Linked DNA regions of Homo sapiens: region 1 is linked to region 2. A link is an interaction called in ENCODE POLR2A ChIA-PET data of the cell type or tissue named here. Cell type or tissue: IMR-90. All regions are shown on one strand. Region 1 overlaps FBXO10 (F-box protein 10). Region 2 overlaps SHB (SH2 domain containing adaptor protein B).

Evidence for each region. Peaks named below come from ENCODE experiments on the same cell type or tissue, not always from the same donor. Only the 100,000 strongest peaks of a DNase experiment are listed, where the experiment ranks them.
Region 1: POLR2A ChIA-PET joins it to region 2 with 13 read pairs; 2 of 35 experiments call an interaction of 5 or more read pairs at or near these places.

The regions. Positions count from the first base shown.
Region 1 is chr9:37,568,374-37,573,373 of GRCh38, reverse strand. The region is part of intron 1 of FBXO10 (F-box protein 10); the gene reads left to right. Among named protein-coding and RNA genes, the nearest start is that of FBXO10, 5.5 kb to the left of the region's middle. RefSeq lists a silencer at 4,676-4,876. In IMR-90, no CTCF peak of the experiment used is centred here; no DNase peak of the experiment used is centred here.
Region 2 is chr9:37,935,795-37,940,794 of GRCh38, reverse strand. The region is part of intron 5 of SHB (SH2 domain containing adaptor protein B); the gene reads left to right. It also overlaps the pseudogene RNU7-124P. Among named protein-coding and RNA genes, the nearest start is that of SLC25A51, 34 kb to the right of the region's middle. In IMR-90, no CTCF peak of the experiment used is centred here; DNase peaks (open chromatin) are centred at 2,534 and 3,554; H3K27ac peaks cover 3,017 bases.

The DNA of each region.
Region 1 (5,000 bases), 370 kb after region 2:
TTCTCCCCAAAGCACCTCACTCTGGGCTTTTGTTGAGCTTTTCACCAGGCTGGGTTCCCCTGGTGTCCTGGAGAGTTCTCTTTTAGGGCATTTGGGGCCCTTCCTGCTAGCAACCTTGGTCATGGTCATCTAGACCACCCAAGAGATGTCTCTGTTTTCAAACTTCTTATCAGAGTTTGTGGGCTCAGTCCCTTCTCTTCTTAACCTTAACCCAAATCCCTTTGGCAAATTGGTTCCACATACTCTCCAGGGTTCTGCCTACCGATGATTCTCAGGAATGACAGCCTTCAACAAGATAGCTACCCCAGGACTTTGGGTGCCTACTCACCTTACTTTTCCATATGTAAAGAGGGGTCGTCAGGTCACCCTGAGCCACACAGATTTAGGCATTCTGGAAAATTTACTTGGCATGTACCCTGTTAGGGATTTTGCAGGCAAGGTTTTAATTTAAAAATAAAGGATTTTAGTTTTCTCAATTTTTCTAAGAAACAATAATCAGTATATTTATTTCATTTATTTGTTTTAAACTTTTTGAATATGAAATACAGCAAATATGCATGGTAAAAAACACAATATATAGTTTAGCAAATAACTCTAAAGGAAATACACACGTAATCACCAACATGTCAAGAACTGGAACATTGCCAATACTCAGTACCTGCTTCCAAATCATAATTTCCTCCCCTAGAAGAAATCATCTTGTGATAATCATTTTTTTGCTTTTCTTTGTAATTATATCACCTATGTATATATCCCTAAACAATATAGTTTTAAGTTTTTTAATTTCATACATATAGAATCATACTTTTGCATTTTGTGTTTTGCTTCTTTTGCTCAACTTGTTTGTGAGATGCATCCACGTGGCGGCCTCACTTATTTTCGTTGCCAACAGTGTTTCATGGTATGGCTGTGTCACAATAGATGTATTCATCCTGTGGTTGATGGATACTTGAGTTGCTTATAGTTTCTGACTGCCAAGTACATCCTTAGATATTTTCTGATGTATTTGAACAAGTTTCTTTAGGTTATATATGTTAGAGTACAATTGCTTTACTAGATAGTGTCGAACAGTTTACTTTCCTACCAGGAGTATATGAGAGTTCCAGTTGCTTCATATCCTGGCAAATAGTTGCTTTTATTGGTTTTAATATTTTAACTATTTTCATGTGTGTGTCTTGATATTTCTTGTGGTTTTAACTTGCTCTCCTTGGTTACTCTTGAGGTTGAGCACTTTTTTCTTTTTTCTTTTTTTTGGAAACAGGGTCTTGCTTTGTCACCCAGGCTGGATTGCAGTGGCGTGATCATGGCTTACTGTAGCCTCAACCTCCTAGGCTCAAGAGATCTCTCCCACCTCAGCCCCCTGAGCAGCTGGGACAGCCAGATAATTATTTTATTTTTTTTTGTAGAGACCAGGTCTTGCCATATTTTCCAGGCTGGTCTCAAACTCCTGGACTCAAACTATTCTCCCATGTCAGCCTCCCCAAGTGCTGGGATTACAGGTGTGAGCTACCATGCCCAGCCCTTGAGCAGTTTTTTGTTGGTTAATTGGATTGCCTCTTTTGTGAACTGTCTATTCATGTCTCTTGCCATTTTTAAATTTTTTAAATTGATTTTTCAATAAGGAAATATATATATATATATATATATATATATATATATGGCTCTCTTTTCACCCTCTTAAATGGTGATATCTTCGATCCCATTCTGTAGAAGCAGGGCATAAAATAGAGATTCTTGTTCAAGTGAGACTGTGGGAGAAGCCCTCAGGAAGAGGAGTATGAGGAAAGCTGGATTGGGGGAGGAGAGGCACAGCCTGGTGAGGGGGCAGTTGCAGTTTTCTGGAGAAAGGGACATCTGTGAGTTGTTCTCAGCTGACACCACATCTCAGTGACAGGTGTGCTAACCAGTAAAGATGATCTGGATGGAACCAGTAGTATTCTCCACAGTCCACTTCTTGTACCATACAGATAGGCTTGCTTCTTATATTAAGTTCACTGTATCCAGGTACAGCTTCTCCAGGATTCTGGTTAGTCACAAATCCTGGGAAAACTTATAAGAGGAAGATTAGTGAGACAAATTACAACCCTTGCTGCTGCAGTTGGTCCAGAAATCTAACAAATACCCATATCATCCTCTTCCACCATCCATTTTAGTTTCCCCTTCTTTGTCCCTTGAATGTATGATAGAACTTGGTGATGAAGCCACCTGGGCTCGCAGGTGTGTTTTCTTTGCAATCTTATTTTTGACCACAGACTCAATGTCTTTAATGGTTCTAGGGTGATTTTGTTTTTATAATTTCTTAACTAAGTAATATTTTCCTAGGAGTTTATCCCTTCATATTTACTTATATAAAGTTGTTTATAATTTTTTTTTTTTTTTTTGAGACGGAGTCTTGCCCTGTCGCCAGGCTGGACTGCAGTGGCGCAATCTCAGCTCACTGCAACCTCCGCCTTCCGGTTTCAAGCGATTCTCCTGCCTCAGCCTCCTGAGTAGCTGGGACTACAGGCACGTGCCACCACGCCCAGCTAATTTTTTGTATTTTTAGTAGAGACGGAGTTTCACCACGTTGGTCTGGATGGTCTCCATCTCTTGACCTCGTGATTCACCTGCCTCAGCCTCCCAAAGTGCTGGGATTACAGGCGTGAGCCACCGCACCTGGCCGTTTATAATATTTTCTTATCATTTGGTGTACAGCATCTATAGAGATATCCCCTCTTTCATTCTGATTTCATTTTAATGCTTTTTTTTCCTTCTTCTTTGGTTTTAGTAGAGGTTCTTTTCAGAGAACCTGCTCTTATCATCAGTGATAGTCTTCATAATAAATTTGTTTTCTGTTTCATAAGTTCTGCTCTGTTCTTTATTTTTCTCTTCTATTTTCCTTGGATTTATTTTGTTCTTTTTCTGACTTCTTGAAATTGATGTTTAGTTTCATTAATTTTTATCTTTTTGATTCTCTCTATTTAAGGTTATACATTTTTTTCCAAATTCTGTTTCAGCAGGAGTTCACAAGTTTTGATATGTGGTATCTCTGTTGTTTATTTCTTTTCTTTTTTTTTTCCGAGACAGACTTTCACTCTTGTTGCCCAGGCTGGAGTGCAATGGCACAATCTCGGCTCACTGCAACCTCCACCTCCCGGGTTCAAGGGATTATCCTGCCTCCTCAGCCTCCCAAGTAGCTGGGATTGCATGCATGCGCCACCATGCCCAGCTAATGTTTTTGTATTTTAGTAGAGACAGGGTTTTACCATGTTGCTCAGGCGGGTCTCGAACTCCTTACCTCAGGTGTTCCACCTGCCTTGGCCTCCCAAAATGCTGGGATACAGGCATGAGCCACTGCGCCCAGCCTTCTTTGTTGTTTATTTCTAAAAATATTCTAATTTCCATTGTAATTCTTTTTCTTTAACCAATAGATATTATATTCGAGAAATGTGTTTTGTAATATCCAAACATACTAACATTTTCTAATTATCCTTTATTTATGACTAATTATGACTGTGGTCAGTGAGCTTGTTCTGTTTTTGGTTGGTTGGTTTGTTTGTTTTTGAGACAGTCTCACTGTCTCCCACATTGGAGTACAGTGGTGTGATCATAGCTAACTGCAGCCTTGAACTCCTGGCTCAAGCAATCCTCCTGCTTCAGTCTCCCCAGGTAGCTGGAAGGACTACAGGTGTGAGCCACTGTGCTCGAAGCTGTATAATTTTAATCCTTTGAAATTTCTTGATACTTCTGTTAGAGCTCTGTTTATGGTCAGTTTTTATAAATGTTCCATGTGTGTTTGAAAGTAAAATGTATTCTACAGTTATTGGATTCAATGTCCAATGAAATGCCATTAGATCAAGTTTGTTAATGGTGTTCAAATCTTCTTTATCCTTACTGGGTGTTTTTTTTTTTCCTATGAATTATAGAGGGATGTGTTTAAATATCCAAGTATAATTATGAATTTGTCTACTTCATCTTTTAATTTTTTTTTTTTTTTTTGCTTTATATCTGTAAGGCCGTATTATCAGGTGCATATACAAATATAAAGTTGTTTTATCTTCTTAATTCTTAATTCTTAATTCACTTTTTATCATTATGAAGCTGCCTTTTTTGTTTCTAATAATTTTTTTTTTTGCCTTATACTTTACCTGATAGTGTAATCTTTTTAAAAATCTACACAAGGTATTTTTTTTCCATTAGTTGCATCTTTTCTGTAACTGTGTTTTAGGTAAGTCTCTTATGAATAGCATATAATTGGGTTTTGGTTTTTTAAACCCTGGGAAAACTTATAAGGAAGTTTTAAAGTCAGGGAAAACCCTGACTTTCTCTGTCTTTTAATTAGAACATTTAGTCCATTTTCATTAATAGCACCACTGATGTATTTTTGTTTAGGTCTGCCTTATTTTATGCTCTCAATCTGTTTGTCCTGACAGTTCTCCATTTCATTACAGCTGTCTTCCCTTCTTTGGAGCTATTTTTCATCATTCACCTTTTTTTTCTACTAATGTGGATGTTATACACTTTTTCTTAATGGTTATGCTTGAAATTTCAATTTGACCAAAGTTGATAGATTTCCGTTATAAGTGGTGAATATCCTTGCTCTTTTGGACAGACAGTACAGCGACCTTAGACCACATGAACTCCGACCTTAGACCACATGAACTCTGACCTTAGACCACATGAACTCCGACCTTAGACCACGTGAACTCCGACCTTAGACCACATGAACTCCGTTTATCCTTTTTCCACCTTAGGGTAGAGGAGATGTAAATACAATGTATCAACTTTGATTGGAGTCTTACTAGCCTACAGAGAGAAAAAGGAAGAGAGTAAATAATTTACCTGAGAAAACAAAGTAAATTGGTTTCTTGAAAACAAAGTAAATTGGGTGGGTGGGGATGTGTGCCAGTGGCTCACACCTGTAATCCCAGCACTTTAGGAGGCTGAGGTGGGCGGTTTGCCTGAGGTCAGGAGTTCGAGACCAGCCTGGCCAGCACGGTGAAACCCCATCTCTACTAAAA
Region 2 (5,000 bases):
CAGGAATACCCTAAGCAGAAATCTTGGGGTTTAGGGAACAGAAAGAGACTTTTTCAATTTTCTGGTCCAATATCTTGAACAAGTGGAGATACTGAGGCCCAGAAAGAGGAAGAAGCTTGCCTGCCTCTGGCTTTCCCAGCAGGCAAGCTGTTTGCTAGCAGCATTTGAGCCAGCCTGAGTCAGGGCAGCAGGGGTGGTGGGGGAAGAGGGGGTCTGTCTCTTTGCTCTTATCGCATGGAGGATTTCATGTCCTTTCAGGGCTCATGGAGGAAAAATGAACTTTCTGCTCAATTAGCGTGCTTCGTGTTTTCTCCTTCTAAAAGGTTTAAAAGAAATGCCACAATTAGAAGCCACTGCTGTAGGCAAAACAGAGACTCCTCAAACACTCTTTGCAGAGGACTAAATGAGAACAGTGAACTTTAGAATGTGCAGATGCCTTGCAGGATAAGAGAGTGCACCATTGAGGGGACACTGTGAGGAATATTAGATGACATTTCCCTTTATTCAGAATTACTGAGAAAATGTGCCCTGCTGGTGGTAAAACATTGCCAAGGACGCCACCCTCAACATTAGACTGGCACCTCTTCTGGACTCTGAGCCTGGTGCTTTGGTGATTCTGGTGCAGTGGGGGTGGAGAGTGTAGGAACAGCCCTGGGCCTATGCCCAGGAGACCTGGGTTCAAATCCTAGCTCTGCCTCTGACAAGTTACGGGATCCCAAACTAGTCACCATGATTTGCACCCTTCCTTTCTGAAGGGTTCAGACAGACCCTAGTTTGAGTTCTGCATATTCTCTGAGCCCTCTGTTTACTCTCTAGCACAGCAAGTGTAAATCCTGCCCCGCCACCTGCTCTGGGCTGCTGTAACATGTGAGTGAGGTGATACGGGTCAGCATGCCCAGCACAGGGCCTGATATTTGGGAATAGCCAGCTTTCACACTGTGATAGTATGTTCAAGAAGAGTAGCAACCATTGCCATCATTTTTACAGATAAAGAAACTGGTGTTCACATTACGTCACAGTTAATGAGTAAAGAGATGAGATTGCAACACAGCTCGAGGCCTCTTTCTACCTTGTGGGGTCTCTCGGAATAGAAACACCCCCATTCCTCCCTAGCAGGCCCTGAGAAGCCCAGCCAATGGCCAACTAGTTCTCTGGACCAAAGCTGGATTTTCTGACAGGACCTGTGACCATGAGCCCTGTGCCCAGCATTTCTCAGACCCCTTTCCCCAGGCAGTGGTGACATGGAGAAAGCCCAGAGACCTGAAACCAGAGGGGCTGGTTCTGAGCCAACAGTGTCAGCATCCATGACCCAAATAGAAGAGTCTAGTTTCTTCTCTGGGTCCAGCCCTCAAGGAGCTGTGAAGAAAGCGCAACTCATTGCTCCTACTTTACAGAAGAGGAAACAGAGGCTCAAAGGGGCTTAACCTGTCTTAAGGCCGTGTTGTCAGGGAGGGGCAGAGGCTGAGCCTGCCCAGCTCCTGGACCACTGTTCTTTCCTGACCCTTCTCAGCCATTTGCTCCAGCTAAGCTTAGAAGTTCTCCATTTGCACTCAGGTGCTAGGCTGATGATGCTGAGACTATCTGGTAGCAAACTAGGAGGCCAAGGCCAATTCAGAGGGGCCAGTGGCAGGCGGCCTACATACCTGATGAGAGAGAAGTTTAGGAAGCCCTATCTGGCCCTGGGTGTGTGATATAGATCAGGAGAGAAGGACTAGGGCAGTGGGAGTAGAAAGGAGAGGTGTGTGGAGGTAGAATTGATGAGAGGGAGGAGGAGTGAGGAGTCAAGGACCACATCCAGATTTCGGAGCAGCTGGGTGGATAGTGGCTCTCCCGGCTGCAACGTAGACCTGGAAAAGACCAGGAAAACAGACTCCCTGCAGCTCAGCTTCCCCCTTCCCAATGCTGCCTAAAACGCAGAGGCAAGAGGTGCCTGCTCTCATTCTGCCTCACTCTGCCAGTTCACGGCCCAGTGCACCACCCCCCAACCCGGCAGTGCCAGACGTGCCCGTCAACAGGCTGGGGTTCCCTCCCTGGACTGCTGCGTCTCCCGTCTGAGCCAGGGATGGAGCAGTGCCCTTTGTTTTACCGGAGCTCCTTGGTCTTCTCCAGCATCTGAGCAGCCGCGATTACATTTCCAGCCGGTTTTTAATTGTCTCGTATCAGCCCACATAAATCTGCCTGTGCGGCTCCGCCACCAGGGAAGCATTCCAACTGCCCGTCTGTCTCCAGGAAACCTCTCGTGCCCCGGGACAGTTGCCTTCTGAGGCATTGGGTGGTCTCTCCAAATGAGAAAAACATTTCTTTCCAATCACATTTCTAACATCTTGTTAATTTGAATTATTTAACAATATTTTTGCAAAAGCCATCTGGGAATGAGTTGGTTGGCGACTTGGGAGAAGGCATAGAGGGTGCTGCAGGGAAGGCCACGAGGACAGCTGCAGACGTCACATCTGCTATCAGTGAAAGGGTGGCTGCATGGAGAGGAAGGCTGTGATCAGGAGCCCGGGGATTACAGCCTGAATCCCACCATTCCTACCAGCCAGGAGGTCACCAGTGAGTCACTTCCCGTCTCAGCCTCTGAGCCCTGAGGCCCAGATTTGCAATGGCAGTGGAAGCTCTTGTAAACTCTGAGAGGCTGCACAGATGCAGGTAGGGTGGTTTGCAGAGCCTTTGTGCTGTAGGGGCTTATTTTACTGATAGCTGGGTAAGCGATACAAAGGCCCCACAGGAAACATGATTGGCCCTTACCTAGAGGCATTCGGTGGGGCTTGAAGCAGCTAACTTCACGTGGTAAAATCCCAGTGTTAAGGCAGGGCCTGACTGTTCCCCAGACTTTTGGGGAGTCAGAGCCCAAAGGGAGTTGAATCATCCAGGTCAAGACCCTGGTGGGGTCAACTGAGGCACAGGAAGGCAAGAGGACCTTCCTGAGGTCCTCTGGAAGGCTGCTGGTAGAGCCCCCAGAAGTCCCAGCTCCCACCCCAGGGTTATCACCCTTTGGAGCCCCGTAAGCACTGTATATTCTTCTCTCATTTTCTCCACAGACATTGTCAGTCCTTGAGGCAGATTTATAAAATCAGATGTCAAATTTTATAGCCCTTGTCTTCGCTCCCGCAGTTCAAATGCTAGGGCTATAAAATGAGGTTTTGTTGTGTATGCGGCACACTCGCACGCAGGCGCCCTTGCCCTCTGTTGGAGCAGAGGCTGTTCCATCCGCGGGTCTATGTCTTTCACCTGCTCTTCTCTAGGAAGCTCCCCTGTGAGCAGCCTCCATCCTCCTTCCAGCACGAGTGTTTGCCACTTTTAATAATGCTTTGCTTTTTTTTTTTTTCTTATCTTTTTAAAGATTATTTCACCCAAGAGGAATATCAGAAACAATTGGGTTTGGCAAAGCTAGCTTATTCCAAATGCTTTAATTAAAACCATTTTTTAATTTTAATTTTATTTTTGCCATTTCTTTTGGAAAATCCACACTCTGCTTATGGCCTCAGGCAGCTTGGAGATCACCCTGCCACGTTTTAAGCACAGGCTTTCAGGGCGGAGCTTATAGACAAGTCAGCAGCATGGCTTTCACCACTGAGCTCTTATCGTGCCCTGGGCTGTCAGCTGGGTGAGGAGACAAAGACATGTCAGCCTCTGAGCTCACAGTCCAGACAAGGAGACAGGACAGTAGGGAAGTACTGTGATGTACAGAGGTGTGGCAGAAGACAAAGCGAGGGAGAAAGAAAGTAAGTCTGACTAGGGGCATCTTGGAAGTCTTCCTGGAGGAGGGGCCAGTTGAGGAGGACTTCAGATGTTAAGATGTTTGAGAGGAGAAAACTGGGGAAGTTATGGGGAAGCAACAGGACATTTAAGCAACAAGGACATTTAAGTTGGAGATTAGAGGAAAGGCCGTATGCAGTGTCCTTCCTCCCTAAGGTCCCAACTTGGCTAGGGTAGCTGGCTGTTCAGTTTTCCCTTGGAAGTGACAGAGCCTCTCTCTGTTTTGTAAAATGTCACCCAGTTTTTGTTTCCAGTTTGAGGTGCATAAAATGTTACAGCTCTTCTAGAATTTGTCTAGCAGATTTTCCAGTTTTTACTAGAAACCCCCCAGGAAAAAAATCTAGGTACATAAACCCTGGGACCTTGCTTTCTAAATTTGCCATCTAACATCTGATTTTGACCCTCAGGGTTGTAGTGTGAAATGATTTGTCATCTGCTAGGAACCTTTCTTGGCTGAGCGTTCTTTGGGAATGTGTCTTTTGGTCTCAACACCCCAGAGGGCCTGGCACATGATAGGTACTCAGGAAACGTTTGGAGATTATATTTGGGAGAAAAGTAATCACAACATGCAAAATGAGCCATGATTGTAATAAAATCAGATTGCAAAGGTCAGCCCAGTCGGTAGCCGTATATCACATGCATGTACGCATGTGTGTGGGAAAAATATAGGAAGGCACTATGCCAAATTGTGATTAACCACTGTCTGTGGTGATGAAATGGCAGGTTTTTATCTTCTTTTTATTTTAGATTTGTGTTTTCTGGATTTTCCACAGTGAATCTCTTTTATAATGGTGTTTTGTTTGGTTTTGTTTTGTTTTTTGAGACAGAGTCCCGCTCTGTCGCCCAGGCTGGAGTGCAATGGCGCTATCTCGGCTCACTGCAACCTCTGCCTCCCAAGTTCAAGCAATTCTCCTGCCTCGGCCTCCAGAGTAGCTGGGATTACAGGTGTGCATCACCACGCCCGGCTAATTGTTGTATTTTTTTTTTTTTTTTTTAGTAGAGACGGGGTTTCACCATGTTGGTCAGGCTGGTCTCGAACTCCTGACGTCAGGTGATCTGCCTGCCTTGGCCTCCTAAAGTCGCCCGGCCTATAATAGAGATTTTTTTTTTCTTTAATGAGGCAGAGCAGGAAGCTCATTGGCTATGGAGTTAGGAAACGCATTTCTGGTTCCGGCTCTGTCTTGAGATTTTCTTTGTAACTTCTCTGTGCCTCAGTTATTTGGGGGTACTTTAATTGGCTC